Linked DNA regions of Homo sapiens: region 2 is linked to region 1. The links are chromatin loops, found by intact Hi-C in ENCODE. Cell type or tissue: mammary epithelial cell. All regions are shown on one strand.

Region 1 (2,500 bases):
TGTGTCTGACCAAAAAGCCCATCTTCGCCACATCTAAAGCTGGAAGTTCATTTGCCAGCGTTGTTTAGAGCAAAAAGGTGAGAAAAGTAGCTTAAAGTATAAGACAATTTCTGGGGGCGGCCATAGATGGCCATTTTACATATCATATCTGGTTCTTAAATTTGTACCAGAATGAATATTTGACGTGAATGGATATTTGTAAAAGATTATACATTCAAAGTTATAAACTACTAATCCCATAATTTGGTTTCGGAAGTCTGTTTCAGCAAATGATTTGTACTATTTGAAAATACATATTATTTAAATTGGCTAAAAATATTTTCATATTGGTTACTAAAACTACTTTAATTATTACGGTGGAAAGGCACCCATGTGTAAAACAAGAGACTTTGCCTGTTCTTCCAACATAATGTGCATTATAAACACTCCATCTGTCAGGTGCTTGCTGTTTAATGTACTATCAAGGTCTTTGTTTTGTTGACAATTATTCTAATCACTAAAATCCTGTTTTGAATCAGATGGAATATTTGTTCATTACCCCAGAGTTCTATTTGCCTGCGTACCTTTTCAATTCTTTTCCTAAGAGGACTAAAGCTATTTCTGTGAGAAGCTCAGCACTGAATAACTTTAAGATAAGAAATCCGATAAACTATCCATCCAAAAACTGTCACATTGGGCTTTATTAATGTGTAGCATTATACGCAAGGAAGTCTCTGTGCTTTCCTCCACCTCTAAGATGCGTGGAATGTTTATCGAAGGCCTTGCAATTGTGTTCTAACAATTGTGTCTAGTTTTAAAGATTCATTTTCACACACTGAGATCCTTGACCATTATAATTGCATTCCATATCTCTGAAGAGTGCCAGATTCATAATAGAATAGGGAAGTGTGTCTAGAGGCATGCCCTAAAAAACAATGGGAGACAGCGCAGAAACAATGCCCTTCTCATGCTGCTTCCTAAGCCTAACTGCTTTATAATCAGGAGCATGACAAAAATCGTACGAAGAATTGAAAAATTGACTTGATACCTAGAAACGAAAAAGACCATGAAGGAAGGCTGACTTGTCAAGTGGAATTTTTCTTTTCCAGCTAGAGAGCATTTATAATTTTTACTTGTCCAGATAACACAAAGGTCTCTGCTCTTCTACATACATATATTATCCATTTAGAAGAAAATATCTTCACCCTTTAGAATTTCACCCTTTATATTGTAAATCACAATGACTGAAGAGGAGGCCTGATCCTCTTTGCATGCTGAGACTAGATTTTATCAGGAAATGTTTCATCACATTCTTTTCCTGTCATTAGAGTCAATTATCATGTATATTTATGCATTCCTTTGTATGAAAGTATGGTTTGGGTCTGAAAAGAGGCTGTACAAAAGGGTGTTTTTAATTGGACAGCTTGTGTGTCTTCTAACTCATAAATGGCTAAGTGAAATTAACATGTACCTGTACTGGACAAGCTCACAAACGCCGGTTTCCACTGCTTAGCGGTGCTTAACTAACAGGGCTGAGGAGGAGGCAGCTGCGTTCCACTCGACCTCACACATCACCAGCCAGATACCCAGCCGAGCTCAGATCCCACAGATTATTATGGGTAATGATGTTTAAGGCAAAAATTGTTTGGGCATAGCACCCTAATTTGGCAGTTAGGGCAATCTTGTTGTGACTTGTAAAGTTTGCACTTAATATGCCAGGCATTTAATACATTAATTATGTGTAGAGCTGAATGCTGTGTCACAGATTTAATGCCTGAATGGTGTCTGGTCTATGAAAATAAGCATTCCTAAATTTCCAGCCAGAAGAAAAGGAAAATTTGCCCTTCCCCTGAGTCCAGGTAAAGAACTGTTTGGCAGCTTTCAGGTTGTGTGTTTGTTTGTTTTGTTTTGCTTTCCTTTTTGAGACTGGGCCTTGCTCTCACCCAGGCTGGAGTGCAGTGGTGAGATCATTGGTCACTGCAGCCTCAAATTCCTGGGTCTCAAGCCATTCTCCTGCCTCAGCCTCCTGAGGACTGGACTACAGGTTGGCCACATACCCGGCTAAGATTTTTTAATTTTTTGTAGAGATGGGATCTCGTTATTTTGCCCAGGCTTGTCTCAGCCTCAGTGATCCATTCACCTCGGCCTCCCAAAGTGCCGGGATTACAGATGTGAGCCACCACAGTCATCTCTCTGGCAGCTTTGAAAGCCTATATCGCCTGTTTACATCTTGTCAGCTACAGCATCTGAAGTGTTTTCTTTCAAGGAGTATCCACCTTTTGAGATGGAGCCCACCAACTAATATGGAAGCTGAAAAATGACCAGCTCTTGTCTCCTCAAACTCCCTGGCAGCTGGGGAGTATAGATACACAATCGGGTTCTGCCAGCCCAACAGACCCACTCCTGCACCTTGAACCTGCTGGGCTGCTGACCTGAGAAGCAGGGCCATGCGGAATCCACAGAGCAAGGTGGGGGTGTCCAAGGGCACGTGCAGCCAAGGGGCACGTCATTGCTGCAGCTA
Region 2 (2,500 bases), 120 kb after region 1:
TATGTTTTAAGAGCCTCTCCCCATCTAGGTAAATAACTCTAAGATCACATCAGCCAACCCACCCCGCCACCCCTCCCCACAGGGTAGCGGGTAAGAATCAAGGCAGTAGCCGGGTGAGAAAGGACCAGATAAGCTGGAATCCTGCTAGCTGCTCCCTAACAGGATCTGATCTCTGGGATGGTAAATGCGAGTGTTCCCAGTCACTGATTTAGCAAGGGTCTTCCTGCTCTTTCACTGCTGCTGCTAGAGAGTTGTCCTGGGGCAGCATTCCTTAATAGCTCCTCAACCTCCTAGGCAGGCCCTTTGCCTTTTGTTCCTGTCAACAGAGGAAGTATCTACCACCTGTTCAATAATTGCCAAATGCTGGGAGCCTTGGGGACAAAGATGAATTTCTTCTAGATTACGTGGTTAGTCTCTGGATTCATCAGCGAGAGCCTGAGCACTTTGATTATGTAAGAGCAATGGCTTTTCATGAACGTAGGTGCAGAGGTTGAAGGCCATTTCCCATTAGGCTCCTGGCCAATCAGGTTACAGTGCAGGGCATACAGAGAGCGCTGGTGAAGGCCTGTCATTCAGCTGTCTGCAGGGAGGACGGGACACAGGCCGCAAGCAAACCCTAGCACATTACAAGGAAGACAAAAGGCTAACCACACCACGGGGCTGCAAAAAGCAAACATGATTAGCCCAGTTCAGCCCTGACAGTCTCCAAGATGAATAAACAGGCTATGGTGTTCCCTCAATCATGTAGTGATTCATACTAATCATTAATACCAGGAAAAATACTGCTTCTGGTATATTACATTTTTTAAAATATCTGCACCAGCTACATAAAAGGTAGCTCAAAATATGTTCTTTTTCTAAAAGGAAAAGAACTTAAATTTACGAGAGTAGGAAACGGCCCTCTCTCCTGGCTTACATGGGGTGAGATGGAATGGAACATAAACTACATAAAAACACCAACATTTGCAGCTCCTTTTTGCAGCCCCCTCCTCGATCGATGCCTCAGGCACATCTGTCTGCATGATTGGAGATCTGAGGCAGAGCCATGGCCAGATCAGCCACACCCACATTCACTGGCCGCACCCACATTCACCGGCCACATCCGCTTTCAGAAAGTTGGCAGATGCAATGACTACCACTAGCCACTGCTAAGAACCCCTCAGGAATCCAAATGTGCTGGCAACTGGGCACACTCAGGGTTGCTAAAGCCCTAGGCAACAACAGGACATCAAACACGTACAACTTTATCCACTGAGACTTTTCCCCCTTTCTTAAAAACGTCGTAGCATGCCAACAATAACCAAAGGATAGCTTATGATAGTCCACGCCACTTGCACAATAATATCTATTCATTATTCTGTAACTCAGTCACAAACACAAACGGATTGTAAAAGCAAAGTTTATAAGCACAGAAATGGAAAGTTAGAGCACATTAGAAAACATAAATAATTTACAAGTGATTACTGCTTGTAATTTTTTTTCTGCTAAGTTTTGAGGGAGAGCCATTTCATAATAATTACGGACCTCTGCGTTGATGCCTCTTTTTCTAATGGCACCCTTTCTTCCTCTACTTGATTAAGAGAATACATCTAGGCTGTTTTAAAATGCTGCAACCAGGCATGGTGGCTCAAACCCATAATCCCGGCACTTTGGGAAACCGAGACAAGAGGATTGCTTGAACTTAGTTCTAGACCAGGCTGGGCAACATAGTGAGACCCTGTATCTACCAAAAAAAAAAAAAAGTAGCCAGACATGATGGTAGGAGGCTGAGACAGGAGGATCGTTTGAGCCCAGGAGGTCAAGGCTACAATGAGCTATGATCACACCAGTGCTCTCTAGCCTGGGCGACAGAGCAAGACCCTGTCCCAAAACAAAAAACAAAAAAATACTGTGACAAAATGAAAGCCCCTCCCTCTCTGCCTGGGCTGAAAGTTTTTCAGTATTTTTATTTTTACCATTACTTGTTTTAAAAAGAACACTCATTCAGATAATACCCTAAAGATAAGATTCAAAAACAATTCAGAACCTACCAAACATTGATTCGTAACCATTACCTTTGGATATTTTTCTCCCCTAAACAATTATATTCTCTGGAAATGAGAATCTAACAATTCATTTCCATTCTCCTTCTTGCAGGTGTTCATTTTTCTAATTAGGGACCAAAATGCTAATTTTGTTCAGCCCATCAACATCAAATTATCAGTACTCAGAAGCTTATTGTTTACAAATCACACAGAGAGAGTGGGACCATACCTGAAATGGAAATCACATAGTTTGTTTGTTCATTTATTTATTTATAAATTTATAAATTTATATATTTTATTTATTTATTTATTTGAGACACAGTCTCGCTCTGTCGCCCAGGCTGGAGTGCAATGGTGCAATCTCAGCTCACTACAAACTCCAGCTCCCGGGTTCAAGCCATTCTCCTGCCTCAGCCTCCCAAGTAGCTGGGATTACAGGTGCCCGACACCACACCCAGCTAATTTTTGTAATTTTA

What was found. Hi-C counts contacts between places; a loop is a spot of excess contacts. Peaks named below come from ENCODE experiments on the same cell type or tissue, not always from the same donor. Only the 100,000 strongest peaks of a DNase experiment are listed, where the experiment ranks them.
Region 2: a loop joins it to region 1, with 2.9 times the contacts of the local background. A loop is called at or near these places in 3 of 110 quality-filtered maps.

What each region holds. Positions count from the first base shown.
Region 1 is chr4:186,886,381-186,888,880 of GRCh38, reverse strand. The region is part of intron 1 of LOC102723906 (a long non-coding RNA gene); the gene reads right to left. Among named protein-coding and RNA genes, the nearest start is that of FAT1, 160 kb to the right of the region's middle. In mammary epithelial cell, no CTCF peak of the experiment used is centred here; a DNase peak (open chromatin) is centred at 1,440; H3K27ac peaks cover 1,620 bases.
Region 2 is chr4:186,763,929-186,766,428 of GRCh38, reverse strand. No RefSeq gene overlaps it. Among named protein-coding and RNA genes, the nearest start is that of FAT1, 41 kb to the right of the region's middle. In mammary epithelial cell, no CTCF peak of the experiment used is centred here; DNase peaks (open chromatin) are centred at 528 and 1,168; H3K4me3 peaks cover 216 bases; H3K27ac peaks cover 2,263 bases.